Regions from separate parts of the Homo sapiens genome. Here region 1 is linked to region 2. A link is an interaction called in ENCODE POLR2A ChIA-PET data of the cell type or tissue named here. Cell type or tissue: MCF 10A. All regions are shown on one strand. Links, peaks and the distances in the headings refer to the core of each region. The heading gives the core; the rest is flanking DNA.

What was found. Peaks named below come from ENCODE experiments on the same cell type or tissue, not always from the same donor. Only the 100,000 strongest peaks of a DNase experiment are listed, where the experiment ranks them.
Region 1: POLR2A ChIA-PET joins it to region 2 with 5 read pairs; 2 of 35 experiments call an interaction of 5 or more read pairs at or near these places.

Annotation. Positions count from the first base shown.
Region 1 is chr17:62,978,629-62,984,010 of GRCh38, forward strand. The region is part of intron 1 of TANC2 (tetratricopeptide repeat, ankyrin repeat and coiled-coil containing 2); the gene reads left to right. Among named protein-coding and RNA genes, the nearest start is that of TANC2, 15 kb to the left of the region's middle. In MCF 10A, for the core only: no CTCF peak of the experiment used is centred there; no DNase peak of the experiment used is centred there.
Region 2 is chr17:62,776,391-62,781,772 of GRCh38, forward strand. All of the region lies in intron 3 of MARCHF10 (membrane associated ring-CH-type finger 10), which reads right to left. Among named protein-coding and RNA genes, the nearest start is that of MARCHF10, 29 kb to the right of the region's middle. In MCF 10A, for the core only: no CTCF peak of the experiment used is centred there; DNase peaks (open chromatin) are centred at 2,801 and 4,101.

The sequences.
Region 1 (5,382 bases), core at 329-5,328, 200 kb after region 2:
TACCAATTTGATTACTTTGGGCTTGAGGAGCACCTTTTTGGCCTCTGTATAGGTGCTCATTGCCTTGGAAATGTTGGCCTGAATCTTTTCGAGGACTTTTTTGTTGGGCTTGTTGGCAGAATTATGCATTCCTTAGAATCTGAATGTCTTGAAGCCATTTCTGTGCCATTTTCAGGACTGGTCTTCTGTGATATTGTTCTTGGATTTGGCCATATCTGTACTGCTGGCTGCAACTGTGGGAGTTGTGGAGACTGGAAAAAAGAGCCCCATGTTGATTTCAATAGATGCCAGCAAAGCATTTAATAAAATTTTGGAATAATTTCCCCAGAATGTATATGGCATAATTTCCTAATCCTTACTTGAATGAAGATGTCTTTTATCTTGATTAGTGAAAGGTATTTTGACCAGACATAGTATTCATGGATCATAATCCTTTTTTTTCATGCAGCATGTACACGTTATACCACTGTCTTCAAGCCTTTTGTGCAGATGAAAAGTCTGATTCTCCTTTCTTTATAAGTGTCTTCTATACATGCAGTTTTACCATCCTTATATGCCCTGAGATTTTCAGGTTTAATCTCACGGTATACTTTATCCCTTTTATATCATGAGAAACCCAATGCTGCCAGTAATTCCTGTCTTTATAGTTCTGTGTTTCTGCCTTTCTGACCCCAGTTTTTTCTCTTTTTTTGGTCTTATTCTTTAAAGTAAAGATCTTTTACCTTATTTTGCAATAGCATGTTAACAGTTTTGGTCTGTTATATGGGCATGTCTTTCTGGCATGCCTTCATTGTCTGTAGGGATATTCTACTCCTATTCTCTCATTTCTTATACTAGCAACTTCGTATGAGATTAACCTTGATACTTTTCTGGGACTCATTTTTATTTGAAATAAATTTTAAAAATATTTTAGAGTGTGGCTGGGTTTAGGAAAGCATTTTTTAAATTTACAGAGCTTTCTCTTCTCTTGCTTTTCTGTACTTTTAAAAAATGTGGCAAGGCAGGGCACGGTGGCTCACGCCTTTAGTAATCCTAGTATTGGGAGGCTGAGGTGGGAGGATTGCTTGAGGCCAGGAGTTTGGACCAGTCTGGGCAACAAAGTGAGACTTTGTATCCACAAAAAATTTTAAAAATTAGCTGGGTGTGGTGGCACATGCCTGTGGTCCCAGCTACATGGGAGGCCGAGGCAGGAGGATAGCTTGAGCCTGGGAGGGTCTAGGCTGCAGTGAGTCGTGTTAGCACCACTGCAACTCCAGCATGGGCAACAGAGTGAGACCCTGTCTCAAATAAATAAATGAATGAATGAGTGAATGGCAGCTTGCTTTCTGAGATTTCCTGGCCTTATTCTCCTCCACTAGTTTGGCTTGAACCTTCTCTTTCCTTCGTCTCTCTTGTCTGACCCCAGTTTTCACCACTGTGTGACTCTGAAACCTTTCCTCTGTGCCTTTTAGAGTTTATTGTCAGTCACCTGTAAAACACCGTTTCTTTTTAACCTCTTCTCTAAACAATACCTTGATTTCCTTACTGTACCTGAAACTGAGCTCTCTTCCTGAGGGCACTCCTTCCCCTGAAGAGTTCTTTAGTGGTGGCTCCTCCTATTGGGAACAGAGATGTTCTGTTTGTTTCTTATTGCTGCATCTAGACTTCTGGGCTCTCTCCCACTACTCCAGTCATGTAGTTGTTGGTGATTTCAGGATCCATACAGATGCTTTTCATATAGGTTATCTGTAATCTGAAAATCCAAAATCTGAAATGCTCTAAAATTAGAAACTTTTTGAGTGCTGACATGACAACTCAAAGGAAATGTTCATTGGAAGATTTCAGGTTTTCAGATTTGGGATGCTCTGTGGTACATATATTCCAAAATCTGAAAAAAATTTGAAATCTGAGACACTTCTGGCCCAAAGCATTTTGGGTAAAGAATACTTAACATGCAATACTCTGGCTTCCTGACTTCCTCTCCTCCATTGATTTATCTTAGCCATTCAACTCTGTGGCATATCCTGTGCAGATGCTTTTAAACTCTCAGGGCATCTGCATTAACTGGGGAGCTTTGAAAAACTATAGATGCCTAGGACTCACTCCCAGAGATTCTGATTTCTTTATCAGTTTCTGACATTTTACTCTCCACCTACCACCTCCTATTTTTCTGGCTTACTTCTAGTACCCAAGAGTCTTAATTCTTTCATCTCACTGGGACTTTCTCATTTGCCACCTTTTCTGTTACATCGTACCCTCATATCCTCATTTCCTTTTCCAACTAGCTGAGTTCCCAAAGCCTGTCATTACACTTGCTCTTCTGAGTCTACTTTCAACCCTCTTGACTTCTCTCCCTGAGTTGTTCTTGCTTGGCCAAACCTTGATGAAAACCAACTCCATCTGTTTTATACCTGTATACTTGTAGGTGAATATGGCTCGAGCAAACAGCTATGTTGACTTTCAATTCTTGGCTAGTACTTAATGACTTTAAGTTCATGGTTTAGTGCTGCCCAGCTGTCTTGTTAACTCTAGTTCTTTCACGTTCCCATTGCTTAGATGATTATATCTTTCCCTTGCATTCACATTGTCAGTATTTCCATTCCATCTTCTCTCTCAGCTGATGACCTTGCTTTCTGTTTCATTAAGAAAATAGAAATAATCTTCCCACCACCTGCATCTTTACCAATCTTATTATGAAATAACTGTCTTTTTCTCTGTTGAAGGTCATTTCCTTCAGTTGTCCATTAGAACCTACCCCCCCTCACCTTCTCAAGGATATGTTCCTGTAATTCTTCCTCTTTTCTCCTTTTCTGCATTGCTGTGAACATAACTCTCAGACCACTAGACCTATTATTCCCCATTTGCAGCTTTCACATTATTCTCCTTCTTTCTTCCCTGAAAGTCTCTAGCTTTGTATCTCATGTCATCTGACTATATTACCTACAACCTCTTATTGTTGTTGACTGTATCTCCTGGTTCATTGTAGGGCATTCCCTACAATGATTTCTGATACTGACTACCTTGAATTAGGCCAGACTTCACAAGTTAAGGGCACAGTCCTCCGTAAGACTACTCTTCAAACACTAGCTGCAAACTTGGGGGATTTCAGAGGCACCCTCATTTTTGAGCAACTAGCTAAAATTTAGGGATTCTTGCTACTCCCTCACGTTTGATAATTCATTAGAACAACTGATAGAACAGGAAAGCACTGTAGGTTTGATTATGGCTTAATTGTGTCATAAAGGATACAAATCAGCATCATCCAAAAAGAGACACATAAGGCCGGGAGACTCCTAAATGTGAAGCTTCTGATGTCTTCTCCCTGTGGAGTCAGGATACATCACCCTCCTGGCACAAAGACATGTAGCAAATCATACGTTGTTTACACAGTGTCCACAATCTTCTGTGGCATTTCATGTGTAAGCATGACTGATTGAATCATTGGCCGCTGATGGAAGTAAGTCTTCATCTCCCTGCCCCACCTTGGTCAGTCTCCTATGGGTCAAAATCTCAACTCTTTAATTATGTGGCTGGGTTCTCTAGCATAGCCAGCACCTATCCTGCATCATTTTATTACCACAGACTATTTAGGGACCTATCATGAGTCATCTTGTTAGCATAAATAATCAGAGCTCACCATGAATAACAAAGACACTCAGGAAATTCCCAGGATTTAGAGACTACCTTTCAGGAACTGGGGACAAAGGTTCAGCAAAATTCTCTATTACACAGGATTCCCCCTTTATACTTAAAAACAAAAAAATTAGTTCTCCCCACCTTACCAATACTATTTCTAATGTTAATTCTTGGTAATTTTGATCATGTAGATATTTTTTCAACATTTTGATCTTTCAGTCCTTTGAATTTATTTCCTTCAATGAATTTGTCTTCCAATTTACCTCAACCATTCACTCCCATAGTCATACCCTAGATCTTGACTAATAGCTGCATCCTCCCCATAATTTCAGTTTCATGCATCCCAATCTCTGACCACCACTTGCTGTCTTTCAGTCTTTCTCCCTTTAGTACCCTGACTCCAATAATCCTTTAATCCCACTAGGACCTCTAATGCGTTGTTGCTACCACCATTTTTCAGCACCATTTATTGAAGAGATTTTTCTGCAATGTATGTTATTGGTTTTTTGCCAGAAATCAGTTGGCTGTAGATATATGGATTAATTTCTGGGTTCTCCTATCTGTTCCACTGGTCTATGTGTCTGTTTTTATGTCGGTACCATGCTGTTTTGGTTATTACAGCTTTGTAGTATCTTTTGAAGTCTGGTAGTGTGATTTCTCCAACTTCGTTCTTTTTGCTCAGAATTGCTTTGGCTATTTGAAGACTGTTGTGATTCCATGCGAATTTTAGGATTTCTTTTTCCTATTTCTGTGAAGGATGTCATTGGTATTTTGGTAGGGATTCTATTGAATTTATAGATTGTTTGGGGTAATCATTTTAACACTCTTCTTCCATTAGCATAAGACATTTTTCCATTTGTTTGGATGCTCTTCAATTTTGTTCATCAGTATTTCGTAGTTTTTCTTATAGAGGTCTTCAACTCCTCAGTTAAATTTCTTTCTAAGTATTTTATATTTTGTAGCTATTATAAATCGAATTGCCTTCTGGATTTTTTTTAGCTAGTTTATTGTTTGTGTATAGAGTACTACTGATATTTGTTTGAATTCGTTTGAATTCGTTTATTGAATTCGTTGATCAATTTTATGAGTTTTTGGTAGGGTCTTTAGGTTTTATTTTATTTTTTATTTTAATTTAAAATTTTTTTGCATATAAGATCATGTCATCTGCAAACAGGTTCAGTTTGACTTTCTCCTTTGTAATTTGGATGCCTTTTATTTCTTTTTCTTGCTTGATTGCTCTGGCTAGGAATTGCAGTACTATGTTGAATAAGAGTGAAAGTGGGCATTCTTGTCTTGTTCTAGTTCTTAGAGGAAAAACTTTGAGCTTTTACCCATTCAGTATGATGTTAGCTGTGAGTTTGTCATATATGGCCTTTACTGTGTCAAGGTACTTCCTTTTATACCTTATTTATTGACAGTTTTTTTATCATGAGGGGATGTTGAATTTTTAAAAATGCTTTTTCTGCATCTGTTGAGATGATTGTATGGTTTTGCTCCTTTATTCTGTTACTGTGATTTATTACATTTAATAATTTGTGTATGTTGAACCATAATTGCATTCCTGAGATAAATCTCACTTGATTATGGTGTATTATCTTTTTGATGTGTTACTGGATTTGGTTTGTTAGTATTTTGTTGAGAAGTTTTGCTTCTATGTTCATTAGGGATATTGGCTTGTAGTCTCCTTTTTTTGTTGTGTCTTTGTCTGGTTTTGGTATTAGGGTTATGTTGGCCTTATACAATGAGTTAGAGAGAATTCCCTCCACT
Region 2 (5,382 bases), core at 52-5,051:
GCTGTCTTGCCTGTGCGTTGAAAAAGGCAGGACAACTTTCTGGAAGCATCTGCAATTCAAACGGACGGTTCTCCCATTTTAATGTCATGCCCTATTTTAAAATTACCTAGAGGAACTCAGACGAAGCACAGAAATGAAGGAGAAATTAAGCGCTGCTGGCTTTGCCCAAGATAGCTAGTACTTGTTTGCTGCATTAATGCTGCTGAAGATCTCCAGCACCCTGGTCTGCCTACAGAGGGGTTTGCACACCAGTATTCCAATTACTCTATAACCTGATCATAAAAGAAATAGCCAGTTCAGTCTGGTGAGTTATCTGGCGGAATCTTCAACCACAACAAGATGACCTCCCTTATAATGTACAAGTGAGTCCTGGGTCAACTTCAGGCCGTTCTGAGTTTCCTCCATCTACTCAGAGCTACAACCCTGCCATTCTTATGCCTTTGCATCCTTGCCTACCTGTGACCAAAGGAACCTGGTGTTTTAAAGAAGCCATCTGTCCCTCTGTAGAGTGGTATGCCAGGAAAAGAATGCTTTATTTAGCTGGCTGGCTACTCTGGTCACCACTTGTTCCGGGGTTTCAAGAGGGTCTGATCATAACTGACTAATCTTCTAGCCCAAATGGCCACTGCAGATTGGCAGCCTTACCAAACCATTCTCCCGTCAATCATTTCAAGCCAGGTCATGGAGCATTCTCCACTCCAAGTCACATTATCCCCTTTCTTCTCTTGCCCACAGTAAGGATCCCTATTCTGGCTATTACGGCGATATGGTTACAACTTTTGATAGGTGCACATTCCTAAAACATTCTTGCAATCAAGGTAAGAGGTGGAGCTCAGACACTGGACCAAATTGAGGACTAGATAAAACGGGGATGGGCTGCAAGCAGCTTTCCATAAGACATGCCCAACAATGTGCCATGTCAGTTTACCATTGCCATGGCAACACCTGGGAGTTAACACTCCTTTACATGGCAATGACCTAACGACCCAGAAGTTAATACCTTTTCCTAGAAATTTCTGCATAATCTGCATGCTATTAAAAGTAGGTATAGCCTGGGCGAAGTGGCTCATGCCTGTAATCCTAGCACTTTGGGAGGCCAAGGTGGGTGGATCACCTGAGCTCAGGAGTTTGAGACCAGGCAACATGGTGAAATCCCATCTCTACTAAAAATACAAAAAATTAGCCAGGTATGGTGGTGGGTGCCTGTAATCCCAGATACTAGGGAGGCTGAGGCACGAGAATCACTTGAACCTGAATCGCTTGCAGTGAACCGAGATCCTGCCACTGCACTCCAGCCTGGGTTACAAAGTGAGACTCCATCTCAAAAAAAAAAAAAAGAAAAAAAAAAAGAAAAGTAGGTATAAATATGATTTGAGAATGGCCCTGAGCTGCCACTCTGGGCACACTGCCTATGGGGTAGTCCTACTCCACAAGGAGCAGTCTGTCTGCTGCTGCTGTGCACCACCACTTCAATAAAAATTGCTGCCTAACACCACCGGCTTCCCCTTGAATACCTTCCTGGGCAAAGCCAACAACCCTCCTGGGCTAAGTCCCAAGGCTGGGGCTCACCTGCCCTGCATCACAACTGTCAGTCATCAAATATGCATGGAGCTCCTATTATGTGCTAGGCATTGGAAATATAACCACAAACAGTGCCTCCTCTTTTGACTAGCTCCCAGCCTAAGGGAGGAGGCAGACAGAAAGATGTACCCCATGGTGGGCATGAGCCCAGAGGGTGTTCTAAGAATACAAAGACAGGACGAGCAAAACCATTCAACCCCCAGGAGAAGCTCCAGAAACTTTTTTCAGAGGAGGTGCCCTCAGAGTTGAGGGTGCACAGAGGCTGGGCAGATGAGCTCGGGAGGTAGGCAGGGGTCAGGCACACAAGGGCCTTGGGTACCTTGCGAAGGTATCTGAATTTGATCCCAAAGACAATGGGAAACCACTGAAGAATGTTTAATAAAGGAGTGTTGTGATCCAATTTGATCCTAGAGGTATCTATCTCTCTTATAGCAGCCTGGAAGACTGCCTGTAAGGGGAAAAGTAAAGACAAAATCATTAGGGAAATGACAATAATCCAGACAAATCCAAGCACTTTGGGAGGCTGAGGCGGGTGGATCACTTGAGGTCAGGAGTTCAAGACCAGCCTGGCTAATATGGTGAAACTCTGTCTTTACTAAAAACACAAAATTAGCCGGGCATCATGGCGCACGCCTGTAGTCCCAGCTACTCAGAAGGGTGAGGATCACGCCACTGCACTCCAGCCTGGGTGAGAGAACACGACTCTGTCTCAAAAAAAAAAAAAAAAAAAAATCCAGACAAGAAAAGAGAGGGCCCTACAAAGGCAGGTAAAAGTGGACAGATTTGAGGGAGAGGAGAGGAGACAGTCAGGTTTCAGTGTTTGATTGCTGGAAGTAGGAGGAGGAGCAGAAGAAAGAGAAGGCAGAGTCTAAGATAATTTCCAGGATTCTGGCTTGGGCAGAAATAAGAACTTCAGGAAGAGGAAACAATTTGAGGGGAGATGATGATGTATTCAGCACCATGAGCCTGAGGGGCTTGTGGGACCTGCCACGGTGAACAGAGCAACGGCTAAAATGGAAAACAAACTCAAAGGAAAATTCCCACAGATCTGCACTTGTCAAACCGTGGGCTGCACATTCTCTCTCCATGACGTGCGTTTCAGGCTCCAGATGCTGCGTGCAGAGCTGCGTTCTTACCCAGTGCACCTCGAGGGCGCAGAATCTGAGCTAGAGTCAAGAGGGCGGCTGTGAAGAACACCACGCCAGGTGTTAAGGGTGACTCACAGCCTCCCAGGGTGGGGCCCCCTGGCAGCTAGAACCAGCGTGTGCATGCGCGACCTGCCTCATCAGCACACAGGCCTAGGGCCAGAAAGAAGAGGCCCGACCCACAAGGAATCTGAGAATGGGCAAGCAGAAATTAGAGAAAATTAAAAGCATGATTCATGGAACACATATGCCACATCCTAAGCCGTGGCTGCTTTCATGACACTGTAAAGGGTGTCAGTGGGTTGACATTGACAGATTAATGGGAGGATGTCTCCCCAAGAGCCGTTTGAAAGTGGAGAAGCTGAAGGTTTCACGGACACGATAGGATGAATCAATAGGGAATGAAAGGAGTCATGCAGATATACCCAGGTCATAGAAAAACACAAAATGCAAATCGAGCCAGCCTCCACGGACAGCTGAGTCACCCGAGAGCTAATATTTGCTAGGAGCCGCAGTATGCAAAGCATTGTGCTATGGATTATGCAGGGCTGGATTCTGGGAAACAAAACCCTTCCCTGGCTCATGGGGTCTTGTTTTGTTTTTGAGCTTGACTATAATCTGGAGCTGTGCTGTGCCACAGAACTTTCTGCAGTGACAGAAGTGTCCTAGATCTGCATGGTCCAATATGGCAGCCGGATGGCTGAGTGCAGTGGCTCACACCCGTAATCCCAGCACTTTGGGAGGCCGAGGCGGGTGGATCACCTGAGGTCAGTAGTTTGAAACCAGCCTGGCCAACATGGCAAGACCCTGTCTCTACTAAAAATACAAAAACTAGCTGGGCGTGGTGGCGGGTGCCAGTAATCCCAGCTATGCGGGAGGCTGAGGCAGGAGAATTGCTTGAACCTGGGAGGTGGAGGTGGCAGTGAGCTGAGATCTCACCGTTGCACTCCAGCCTGGGTGACAGAGCGAGACTCGGTCTAAAAAAAAAAACAAACCAAAAAACAAAAAATAATATGGCAGCCACTGACCAGACGTGCTCTTGAGTGTGTAACATGTGGCTAGTGCCACTAGGGATCTACACAGTACATTTAATTTTAATTAATTTAAACTTAAAGTTTAATGGCCACATGTGCCTAGTGGCCACTGTATTGAAAGGCACAGTTTTAGACCTTTGCTGCTCTCATGCATGGCTGGACATTCTGACTTTTTAAGCCATTGCAGGCTACTTGAAAAGACTTTATTTTTTATGTTAATCTCTAAAATTCGTGTGGATTCTTATGAACAAAACAATTACAGTGTTTACGTTGGGTAACAGCCTTCCTCTGGAGGCGCACCTTGCTTGCTGGTACAGTCAAGTGACTTCATTGATGTGAACAGCACACTGGGCCAGGCCTGGGGCACTGCCAGCTGCTTCTCGGTATCAGGTTCACTGCCTACGCCTCCTTCCGATGTAACCTTGAGTCCTGGTGACCTGGAATCTAAATATTTAGCACTCGGTTGCCACCAGTGAAAGGACTAGAATCTTATTTTTATTAGCAGAGCAAATGGTGCACTTAAAAAACTGACAGTGATCTCTACCTTTCTTCCCCATGAAGTAAATGCAGTGAGAACGTGTTCTCAGTCCTTGAGGCTTGTGCATTTGGAACGACGTCCTTTCCAGTGAGGATACAGGATCTTGGAAAGATGAGAAGGGCCCGTGATGTGTTGCTTTCTAGAAGCTTGCGGCTTACCATGTCCTGCGCCAATTAATCATTTTCATCATCTTCTATGGGGAAATCGGGGCTCCTGTCCCCTCTCTGTGAAGGTTCGTGGGGACAAAATTCCTTCCGTGCCTCTGTCAATCACAGCAAGCTCCTCTGGGCCAGCAGCGGTCTCGCCGGTGCCTGGGAAGGAGGGGCGTTGCTTTCTCCGTATATCCAGAAGCCTCTTTGCTTTTTAGTCTACTAAATTACCCACTTTCTAGTGGGTTATGCAGAGCCACTATTTATTTCCCTGTTAAATTCCAATCTGATGAAACAGTTCACAGGGTTGTACGTAACTCTGAAAAGGCTCTAAAATTAAGTTGCCATATTAGGTTGGCTTTTAAAAATGTGGCCTGGGACTGGGCTGAGGGATTCTAGAAGCCTCAGAACCTTCTCCTCCACCAATACCTGTTGGAGCATCACTTGCAAGTATATTTGGACACCAAGGCAGTTTATAATGTACTGTAATGTCAGTGTGCCACTTAGAAGTCTCCTTCGTTTTCACAATGATCCCACGAGATATGCATAATAAGTATCTCCTTGATGGGAAACTGAAGTGCTTGCAAGTGGTTTGCCTGAATTCACATTGTAATGAGAGGCAGAGCTGGCCTTTCATAAATGCTTTCTACTATGCCAAGCCACGACTGTAAATGTATTTAGGAAGTACCACTCTAAAGAACTTCTCAGCGCAGGCTTGATAGGTATTGCTTCATCTTGGACTTAGATGAAATCCAACTGCTGCATAACCAGCAGTTAGAGCCACTGGTTGTGGTGAGGAGGTTATGCCAGGATGAAGCAGCCAGCAGGTTAACTGTGTGTTTGGGGATCTGCCCACCTCAAGGCAGTTGTCTGGAAGGATACCTTGACACTGAAGCCATTATTTGATGGTAAATGCCTCGTTCGTTCCAGGCTCA